Linked DNA regions of Mus musculus: region 2 is linked to region 1. The links are chromatin contacts, found by POLR2A ChIA-PET in ENCODE. All regions are on one chromosome and are shown on one strand. Each heading gives the region's core, a stretch centred on a gene start or an enhancer-like site at or near the end of the contact. The rest is flanking DNA. Distances are from core to core; before and after follow the strand shown. Region 1 holds the start of Trmt10a (tRNA methyltransferase 10A). Region 2 holds the start of 4930579F01Rik (RIKEN cDNA 4930579F01 gene).

Region 1 (5,861 bases), core at 1,901-4,400:
GAACTTATTTGAGTGTCAGCATAGAGAGTAAACCAATGGTTCTTCTATAATATAGGTTAGTTACTCATGCTAAGCAGCCAGGAAAAATGGTATTTCCAAAATTACTTACTGATGAGAGGTAACAGTTACATTTTAAATCTGAGAGACAATGCAAATACTAATATTCCTTTTATATTATTTATTAAAGCACATATTCACACATACCTTCCACTTCTGTTCATGGGTATCTGGATTTTCTAACTTGAATGATACAAGTTTTCTTTCTCTCTCTAATAAATGTCACTATATATCTGTAAATGCTTTAGCTATGGCTATAAACAAAATATAAAAATTGATTCTGTAATCAGTCCGCAAAATTCTTAGCATTGACCGAAATCAATCTTCATTTAAATCCAACCACACACATTTTTATCCATAACAGCTAGAACTCAACTTGCTGACTGGGGGAAGGCGAACTACACTGAAATATCTTTTCTCTTTAATATGTTCTTAATAACAAGGCTTACAAGTGTTTGCCTACTTGTCCCTGCCTCAGACAAAGCATAATCTGCTAAATAGCATGTGGCCTTAAGAAACATTCTGAGATTCTTCATTCTTACAGAGCTAGCTAGTTAATCTAAGCAAACAAACGATAATCTAAGCCAAAACAAAAACAAACAACAACACAATTACTCTTCGAGATGTAATAATGAGGACAACACTTTTGCAGAACTTAAACAATAGCTTTACTCTATGCTTCTCGATTTCTTTGAAAGTGCAGTGTCACGTTACTTGAAACTCAGTTGACTTATTCCAAACTGAGAGGATAACTGAGTAGATAAGGGATTTCATAGGAGTCTAAAAGAAAATGAAGAGAGTAATTTCAAAGTTACTAACTCCTCTGGTCTCTAGTACTAAATTCCTATGAAAAAAAGCATCTCAAACAAATCTAGCAGAGAGAATATACTGATTAAAGGGATGAAATTGTGTATTATTACTCAAACCCAGATCCAACACCAAAACTTCCCAGTAACCTAAAACCCTGAGGATGGGGGAATTCTGAAGGGAGAGTGCTACTGCACACTGTTGACAGATGGCTCTAAAGGCATTAAATAAAACTCAAAAATGTATATGCCCAAAGGCATGAATAGTGGAAAAAACAAGACTCAGTAATGCAAACTTAAAAGCAAAATTGAAATTAACAGGAAAACATTTTATGAAACATATTTTCAAGAGAGCACAGCTCTGAAACTTGAAACTCAGTTGACTTATTCCAAACCGAGAGGATAACTTGAGTAGATATGGGATTTCATAGAATTCTAAAAGAAAACGAAGAGAGTAATTTCAAAGTTACTAACTCCTCTGGTCTCTAGTACTAAATTCCTATGAAACAAAGCAATATTTATCCGTGGCAATACTTTTCAGTAGTTTCTCTATGTTCAAAATTTTGAAGTGTTGAGCTGCCTTAACTGTGAGAATTACAAAAGCCGTGTTTTACAGCTCTCTGACACCAGGGGGAGCCTTTGTCTTTCACATCTAAAATGTCTCCAGTTAAATTTAACTTGACCTATCACAGAATAGTAACATCTTTGAGCAGCCTATCGTGAGCTTGTCCTAACATTAATGTGTTTTATCAATTCTTGAAACACTGTACTGGGTGTTTCCTAAGCTTTGATTAAATAAGCCAGACTACTGAACAACACATGAAATATGTTTCATTTTATAAAATACATGAATGCAGATAAAATACTAGCTGGCTGTCTTGTTTTGTCTAGACTTCACCAAGATAGCTTCCGCTCCGACTGTCTACTAAGTAATAGAGTAAGAATTTGATGCATTATGTAAAACACGGCACTTTTGAACACACGGCTTTAGTTTGGGTCACGAGGTGAATCTCTATGGCAGCGAGTCTGAGGCTTCTCCCAGACCAGCAGTGATGCTTAAAGCACATTTTAATCCACTAATCCAAGTCTAACAAGTATTTAAGAACATTTTACAGAAAGATAAAACAACTCTGAGACTTTACTTTAGCATATCTTAAAAAGAAAAAACCTGGATGGTTAATTCTTGGATATAAGTTATCAGACAGGATTACAAAACTCAAAACTGAGTAATACTGACAAAGACTATCTGGTGTGGGGAAGAGCATACGTCACTTAATGCCAAAGACAAAAACCCGGCTGTTATCAAATCGACTAAAACGGCCCTCGTAGTCTTTAAGCTTTCTTTTCGGTAACTCTAAAATCAATACATGCCTACTTCAGGGTATTTTTATGTTATTTTATTTTTTTTTATTTTTAAACGCGTTGGTCTGTACCGCAGTAGCAATAGCCCTTTGTTCAGTTGTCAAAGTCCCTTTGGCTTGAGTTCTGGCTTGGGAGGGAATCTCAGGAGAGCTTTTTTTTTTTTTTTTTTTTAAATGAGTAATTTTACATCTCCGGACACGCAACCACATTTTAAACACAAAATATTTCAGTGGCAACCGGTAACGCGTCCATCTTAACCTCATCCTCAGCTGACCACGAGGCCGAGCCGCCTGGGCAGCAACTGCCCCTCGGCGCCCTTACATGCGACGGCCTGACCCAGGGAAGGAAAAAGAGGAAAAGAAGGGAAAACGGCTCGCCTGCCCTCTAGGCGCAACGCAGCGTTGCGACAAGCTACCCTGAGACTCCACATGGCTCCTTTCTGCCACACTTCCGGTAGGGACTCTCCTAAACAACAGAAACCCGGAGCGCACACCGCGGCGACAACCGGGCGCGCGCACGCCCCGAGCGGGGCCCTGCGCCCGCGAACGAACCGCAGCTGACCAATCACGACTCTGGAAGACGGCACGTGAGTGGCGAGGGGCGTGGAAAACGCACACCTGACGCCACTTCCTCCGCAAACCGGCAACTACTTCCCAGGCCCTCACCCTCTACTCCGGAAGCCTTGGTTGCAGCGGAGGCTAGGGTAGCTCACGCTCCTTTGGCATCCGAAAGGATACCAACGGGCAGGGGCACGACAGCCGCAGTGCCATATTTACCGTGCCGCGGGGCCGGTGGGGAACGCCGGGGTGCGGTTAGAAAGCCTTTCTGAAGTGTTCTCGGCTCCACGCGGTCGTCCTCCTTCAGAAACTTCAACTCCCAGAGGCAGAGGCGGTGGTTGCGCGCCCGGTTACGGCACTTACGGCTTACGTCATCGGACTGCGCTAACTCCAAACCGGAGAAAGAGGAGGAGCCTGTAGGGGGCGGGGTCTGGGCCTGGGTTTTGCGGGAATGGTTAGTGGCTACCGCGAGGCGTTTTTCCCGGTCAAGCGTTGCATTTCTACCCACAGGCCTGTGTAAGCTCGGGTCTCGAGGCGAAGATCGCCCCACTGAAAGAAATTGAAATGCGAAACAGACGAAATGCTCTTATTTTTTTCTGCGTTGAGAGGATGATCTAGTATTGCCCAACGTACTTCTAATTTATGTAAGAAAGTTACCAATGGTCTTTCATAAGTGAAAAAATTGTAAACTGAAATTTTTAATAGAAATTCATCGAACTTAGGAATTTTAAAGTTTTCTTTTTATGTCCTTAGTAAAACATAATACTTTACAGTCCATCCTTTGAGGTTTTGTTTATGCTGTTTTGCAAAACACTAGTGATATTTCATCGTTTGTAAATACTTGACCTTATATAATCTTTTTGCTAAATATAGACCAAGTCAACCGAGGGAAAAAGAAAAACCAAACAGTTGGGTAGGTTGGTCTTTTTGTAGTTGTTTTGTTTTAATTTGGCTTTTCTGATGGATGAATCTGTAGAATTTGCAGATAAAAAACTATTTTTCAAATAAAGACCCATCATTAGATTTTTCTTGTTGCTTGACCTTTTGAACTTGTTACAGGCTCTTAAATGAACTGAATCGTCTCTGAATTTAGTGTGTGGGGGAGATCTTTTTTAAACTCTGTTTTTATTTGGAAAAAGATGTGGATCACATGCTCTGTGTTGTGGATCTCTCAAATCTTAGAGATTTCTGTTAACTGAACATTGGCAGTAAAATGTGAATCCACTTATGAGCTGTTAGTAGGGCATCTTTTTTCGGCTGCCTCCGTATCAGGGCAGAGAGTAGCTGAGGGAGGGTTAGTAACTGGATATGGAGCCCTTCACATGTAGGTCATTAAATTCAGGCTGGCAGAGTGGTGTGCCAGATCTTTCAGCAGCTGTTCTGTTGCCCTTATGGGATCTGTCTTTAAAATAACGGTACAGTTTTAGAGGTAATGCCTAGCATCCTTGATATCTAAAAGAGTTTTTAAGTTAGGAGAAAAATCCTCATTTTTATGATGTGACCAAATTTGACTTGGTTATTTGATCTCATGGTTGCAGAATCAATCCAAAGTATGAAAAAAAAAAAAAAAAAAAGGTACGAGTAAAAACTGCAGTTTAGCCAAAGAAGCATATAAAAGTTTAAGATAAAGTCCTGTGATGTAAGGAAGTCATTGATTTATAAAACTCAGGCTTGTTTAACACAGTTGACAGTTCATTGTCTTTGGCTTAGGATTTTGTACAGCAATGACTAAATGATTGTCTCCATCAAAGAAGTAGAGGATCCAGAAGTGAATACATACTTAAGATGCCTGTAGATAGAAAGGAAGACATGAATGTTTCTTGAGCACATAGTGTCGGAGATTTTGTAATTTTGCTCCATCTTGGAAAGTAAACATTTTTTTAAATGAAGAATTTCAAAGCTGGGGGCAGTGAAAGCAAAGAGCCAAACGTGAAGGTTTTACACATTGATGAGCAGTGGTGGAGTAAGGAAGAAGGGCTCTACCCAGCTTTCTAATGTGAACAGTGGTAGAAATATAATTCTATTAATTGGGTAATTTAGAGAATACTAGAAGAAAACTGGATTTTAAGCAAACATAGCAAGCTTGGATTTGAATATCTGCGGAGTCTGGGGAGTCTGCCTAAGTATGGATGGGCTTAGGAGTCGCTGTGCTGCGAAATGAGTTAGACACAGGTTTGGGTTTAGGGGATAAAGCAGCAGTTATCAGGAAGAAGAGTGAAGTAACGTGTAAGATAAACACACGAGAGAGTAAATGTGTAACCTACGAACCGTATATTATTTTCATACTAATGAAGTAGGTTTTAGATGATTTCATCACAAAGGAAACAGTAGTTGGCTGTCTGTGAGCGATGTGACATGTTAAGTGGCTTCACTATAGTGGGCTTTCTCCTGGTCATGTGTAGCTCACAGTGTCATGTCCTATGCCTTAAATGTATGCAGTAACATTTATAGAAAAATTAAGGTTTATGCAATTTAATCACGAATAAACATTGGACATCCTACACAAATCATATCTGTGTGCCAATTTCATAGAGCTGGCAGCCAGCTCTTTGACTGCAGACTGTACAGTAGGAAGAGGGCTACTGGCAGATCAGAGTTCTAGGACACAGCACATGGTTGTAAGTGCGATTGTGAACATTGCACAGACACTCGAAGTTCCAAGTCAATCTGGTTGATTGTTTTTTTTTTTTAATTAGGTATTGTCCTCGTTTACATTTCCAATGCTATCCCAAAAGTCCCCCATACCCACCCACCCCCAATCCCCTACCCACCCACTCCCCCTTTTTGGCCCTGGCATTCCCCTGTACTGGGGCATATAGTTTGCAAGTCCAAAGGGCCTCTCTTTCCAGTGATGGCCGACTAGGCCATCTTTTGATACATATGCAGCTAGAGACAAGAGCTCCAGGGTACTGGTTAGTTCATATTGTTGTTCCACCTATAGGGTTGCAGTTCCCTTTAGCTCCTTGGGTACTTTCTCTAGCTCCTCCATTGGGGGCCATGTGACCCATCCAATAGCTGACTGTGAGCATCCACTTCTGTGTTTGCTAGGCCCTGGCATAGTCTCACAAGAGACAGCTAT
Region 2 (5,861 bases), core at 1,892-4,391, 50 kb before region 1:
CTTGCCTAGCATGTGCAAGATCTTCTCTGCAAGCCGCAGAATTTCAAAGATGCTTGCGCTTGGTGTGGCTGCAGCGTGGACACAGAACACTTTCCCAGCTTGTGCGAGGACCTGTGTTTGATCCCAGGGCCACAAACAAAACAGAACACAACACAGCAGGACACAACAAGACAGACAGGGCTCGCCAGGCAGTGGTGGCGCATGCCTGTAATCCCAGCACTTGGGAGGCAGAGGAGGCAGATTTCTGAGTTCGAGGCCAGCCTGGTCGACAGAGTGAGTTCCAGGACAGCCAGTACTGCACAGAGAAACCCTGTCTCGAAAAACCAACCAAACAAACAAAAAGACAGACAGGGCTCATAGCAAATGATTAGAACATGACCTAAACCTAGTGGGAGAGATAGAGAGCTTTAGTTTCTATGTGCCCAAAATAACATGCATGTACTTTTAGCCAAGTGTTGGGACACATACATGTAATCATAGCATGCAGGAAGTTCCTCAAAAGTTTGAGGCCCATTTGATCTATAGAGCAAATTTCATGCCATGCCAGGCAAGGCTAGATAATGAGATCCTGTCTCAAAGAAAAAAATCCAGATGGTCACACACACACACACACAAATGTAATGAAAAAAAATGAAGCTAGTGGGTATGTTAATTGTCTTGGGACCATTGATGGATTCATATGGTGTAACAATGCAGTCCTGTGTGTGCTGTAAAAACATCAAATTATGGCAACTAAAATATTAATTAAAATTGGGTAGTCCAATTTTTAATAGTACCAGAACTTGCACACAAAGTAGTTTTGTGGCAAAACCTATGAGAAAAATATGTCTGCATACAGACGATGTGTTGTGTTTGACCTGTTCTCAGCGTCCCTGCTCAGCTCTCTACACCCCTCTCTTACTGCTTTCTCTTTCCCTTCCCAGGGAATCATTTTCTTGAATTTTGAGGTTTTTTTTTTTTTAAGTAGATTCACTAGACATATGTGTTTGCAAATAATTTTACAAATAGTCTTATTGTGTTTCTGTTTAAATTCTCAAACTCTTCAACTTATCTTTTACATACTTTTTCAAATGCATTCATGTTAGACATGTGTTATTGATGTAGTTTTATTGAACCTATAGCTACATATCGCTTAATAGATTTGCCTCCTAAGGAAGAGATTGCATCTGTGAATTGTCTTACATGAATAGCTTTGTGCTTGGGTATAAATGTTGGACCTGAGGAGGAGTCTCTGGGCTTTCAAATCTATCTGAATGTCAAGCTGGATTTATGAGTTTGTACCAATTTATAATTCTAATAATATTTGATGTGAATTCTCATGGTCTACATATACTCCAGAACGCTGGTGTTATGAGATAGTTTCAGCTTGCTTATTTCTTGTCACCAATGAAGACCTATTAATTATGCATGTCCATAGTTTTGCTTTTGTAACTCTCATCTGTTTTCCGGTTGAAGCAGGGAACTAGACCTTAGTAGCCCCCCCCAGACCTTAGCACAACTGACTCCATGATAAAAATTCCACTCAGGTTGTAAAACTCAGCACCACTTGCCAAAACTAAAACAAAGACCTAATCCATCAAAGGCCATAATTCCAGGAAAGTCACAAAACGTACTGACCTTGCCTTTTGGCTTCTGTAGTTCTGCTTCAGGCTAAGAGTCCTTGCTAAAGTGCTGAAGTATGTTCACCCGGGACATGGTTTTGTGTGTGTGTGTGTGTGTGGTGTGTGTGTGTGTGTGTGTGTGTGTGTGTGTGTGTGTGTGTGTGTGTGTGTGTGTGCTTAAAGGCTTACCCTAAGAAGGGCTTGGAGTTACACTGGGATCCCAGACACTTGGTGTGGGTTGTAGGCTGACTAATAAGACTTTCTATTGGCTTAAACCCACATCTGAGCAGTCTTCTCTTGTGGATGCCCCACAACACGATTGTTTATGCTACACATATAAACATTCTTTGCTTTTTGTTTTGTTTTGTTTTTGTTTTGCTTGTTTTTCTAGAAAAGCTTTCTCTCTATAGCCCTGGCTGTCCTGGAACTCACTCTGTAGATCAGGCTGGCCTCAGACTCAGAAATTCCCCTGCCTCTGTCTCCCAAGTGCTGGGATTAAAGGCATGTGCCACCACTGCCCGGCACATGTAAACATTCTTAATGTATGTTATGCCCCAGTCAGCTTCATGTTGCTATAATAAAATGTAAGAGACCAGCTGACATACAAAGAAAACAAGGTATGTTCAGCTCATGGGTTGGGAGGTTGACGGATGGAACAGAATGCTGCCAATTCTATGAAGACCTTGTGGTAAGGATGGTGGAGCTGTTGGGGGTGTATGTGAAAGGGGTGGAGAGGGAGTGAGCACATTACAAGACAGTAAACGGTAAAGAGTTAAAATGCTGTTTCTAGGAGCTCAGGAACACAAGCGCTGCATTTCTTGCTGTTACTCGCTAATCACTCCTGAGAAGTTTGTTAGACATCCGAGGAACTTTGCCCATTATTTGTTGTCACTTTGATTTTTCAGATAGGGTCCTACTCTGTAGCCCGGGCAATCTTTCTGTTTAATTCTCCCAAAGGCTGGAACTATAGGACTGGGTCACCACACCCAGCTTCTCCTCATTTTTTTTCCTCCCTCTCACTCTCCTTAATTTATTTTTAATCATGCATACAAAGTAATGGATTTCATTGTGACGTTCTTTAATACATACCTTGTTTTGTTCCTTTATTTTCCACCATCCCTTCCCTCACCATGCCCCTCCCCTCTCCTTCTGCCCCGCCCGCTTGCTCTCCGAGCCCTCCCCTTTCCTGTTATGGGTACTCTGTTATTCTCTTTTCCTCAACCTCCCTCCCCCGCCTTGAGACCGCCTCTTCCCACCCCTGAGACTCAAATGGTGTCCTTTCACAATGACTGGGAGGCCTTCCCAGCAACCCCACTGCCACCGCTGTTTCTGTCACATAGCACGCACTGGGCTGACTTTCTCCCTTTCCTCTTTTCCTGAGATCCGCAGCACATCCACCATACCCCGTCTGAAACCAGCAAGAGATGCACTGTGCCATGCTAGTGAAGCTGTGTAACAAGCGGCCTGGAGCAATGGCTGTTACAGAGTTCTGGAACTTAGATTTCCCACAATGCTGATCCGTTGCTAACCTATCTCCTCACAACCAGGGAGGCAGGCACCTGGACCCATTGGAGTGTGAGTGGGAGAAACTGAAGAGACACCGCTTTGCTCTTTTGGAGGCATCAGACAGTCAGCTGTTTCCATCGATAAAATCTCCTTAAGTCCGAGATTTAAGGAAATAACAAAATTCAGCCGAGACCCAATATGAGGCTGGAAGGCCATCGGCAGACCTGAGCTTCTATCAGTTAAATTATCTGCTTTTAAAGCCGTTCTCAGGTATAATTTTCTATTCATCGTTAGAAACAATTGCTAACATCTCGGGTATGCTTACTTATGAGTCTCAAATATGCTTTTTAAGGCATACAAGAACCAAGTAGGCCATTTTGAGAAAAAAGGATGCTGTCTTTTAAAGTTAGTCACTTATATTGAGGAGACCGTCCGTACTAACAGCACTGCACTATTCATAGAGACATTTATCTTGTGGGGAAAAATTGCTAGCCCATTTAACAGCAATTGTTGAGTTTATACCAGGTGTGTGCACAGCAGGAAAGAAGATGAAACACCGGGGTAAATCAAGGCACGCCTGATGATGACACCCTATTGAAAGGAGCCATGAAGAAGTGACATGTTTAAAAACAAAACGCAGGGAGGAGCAGGTGCTATGAAGAGTGCTTTGAAGAAGAAAAGGGGTTAGAAGGTGGTGAGGCTGGGGTGACAATGGGGATTGCTACAAGGGGGTGTTAGGACTCCTTTTGGAGAAAGTGCATACCCAGAACAATACATCCTGTATGAGAAGAAGTCCCAGGAACAACTGTGGTGTGTTCTGGGCTGGAAGAGTGGGAGAGCAGTGTTCATGATTCCAGCAACAGCTGTACAAGATGGCCACCGCACGTGACTTACAGTGCCTCCTTATCCTGTCTGTTCCCTTTGTAAACCCGTGTGCTATGTGTGTACTATTTTGAACTTAAGGGTATTAATATTTTATGCAAATGGGCAGGGCATTTTTTCTGAATAACATTAACTGGGTTTTTTCACCAATCCTTCTCTTTGGAGGATTGTATTTCCCTTATTTTAAATAAAATTCGATAATTTACTGATACATGGGTAGAATCAAGAGACCACAAGAAAGGAAATTTTGCTTTCGGAAGTATCTTTGAAACTTCTGTCAATTAATTTATATTAAATATATATACATACATACACACACACACACACACACACACACACACACACAAAGTTTTACTTGAATGTATGGGTATGCATCACGTGCACAAAGAGCTGTGGAAGCCAGAAGGCTTTAGATACGCTGAAGTTGGCCTTGTAGGCAGTTTTGAGCTGCCCAGTGTAGGTCCTGGGAAACGAGTCTGGGTCCTTGGCAAGAGCAGCGAGTTCTCTTAAGTGCTGAGTCATCTCCTCAGCTGTAGATTTTGGAATGACGAATGTGATGTGCAACTAAATTCCGCACACAGTCTTCACATTTCCCTCTCAACATGATAGCCGTGGGAGCATCTCTGGGTACAAACAGAACTCATGGATCTTCTCTCTCAGGAAATCTCCTGGGTCTGCTGGCCTAGTGAAGAAGTCTTAGGCAGGTTTTATAAATAGTATAAATATATAAATAAATATATAAATAGTATAAATATATAAATAAATAGTATAAATAGTAAGAGCCGAGATGTTTACTAAGAATAACTAAAGTCCTTGTGTGTTTACAAATGATCTTATTTTTAATAAAAGTTAATACAGAACAAGGTTAAGTTCTAGACCACTCTCTATTGCTTATGCTAACTTGATTGGACTGGCTGGAATTATAGCCCATGCAAGGCACAATCCCTGACACCACAGTTGAGCTGGTAGCTTTTAGTATTTTGCTTCCCCATGATTTGAGATGTGTACTTATGTAATACAGACATGTCTTCTGTGTGACCATCTGACATAGGGAAAATAATCTGGGGATTGTTTTCTGTAGCATGCAGTAAGTACCTTTGAAATACTACAAATGAATATGTGGCTTCTCCCCCATCCCCCACCTCCCATCCCATCTCTCTGTCTCCTGGTCTTTTTGTCTCTCTCCTCCCTCCCTCCCACACACACCCTCTACCCCCACCCCAGGCATTATGCATCATAAGATTTTATATGTTACTTGCTAACTAATTCATGGCTTATGCATAGAAGTGATCATAACTTTGTTTATGGAATTCATCTATGGTACATGTCAGTCAGTTTAGCACTAACAAATATCTCTAATATTGAGTTCAGCAAAAAGACTCACTGTCCTTACTGGAAATGAATGCCATTACTCATTTTCCAGTAAAGATATTTATCCAATAATTAAGTAACTTATTTCTTGGCCTCTACTACCATTAATCTCTTATTAATCCACTCAGGACTGGAGCAATGGCTCAGCAGCTGAGCACACTGGCTGTTCTTCTAGAGGACCCAGGTTCTGTTCCCAGCCATCACATGGTGCCTTACAACTGTCTGTAGCTCCAGTCCCAGGAATCTGGTGCCCTCTTCTGGCCTCCAAGGCACTGCATGTACATGGGGCACACACACATGCAAGGAAAGCATAAAATAATCAATAAAAAACTAAGAGTGTTCTTTTTATGTTAAACTTGTTTTGTAAATGTATGTAGACATGAGGATTATCATACTTTCATTTCTTATGAGTTTATCGTTCTTAGGAAATTATCATTCAGACTTATCTGCTATACAGTAAAACTTTGAAAGGAAAATATGATTCTAAACCAATTCACAGAT

What was found. ChIA-PET counts read pairs that join two places held with the same protein, here RNA polymerase II (POLR2A).
Region 2: POLR2A ChIA-PET joins it to region 1 with 20 read pairs in Patski. The contact joins the promoter of 4930579F01Rik here to the promoter of Trmt10a in region 1. POLR2A ChIA-PET finds 5 or more read pairs at or near these places in 2 of 5 experiments (Patski and embryonic stem cell).

What each region holds. Positions count from the first base shown.
Region 1 is chr3:138,140,737-138,146,597 of GRCm38, reverse strand. It overlaps Trmt10a (tRNA methyltransferase 10A), which reads right to left and starts at 3,150. Exons shown (of 8, transcript NM_175389.5): 1 at 3,002-3,150. It also overlaps a transcript of Mttp not described here.
Region 2 is chr3:138,191,111-138,196,971 of GRCm38, reverse strand. 4930579F01Rik (RIKEN cDNA 4930579F01 gene) reads left to right here and starts at 3,141. Exons shown (of 9, transcript NM_001374685.1): 1 at 3,141-3,377.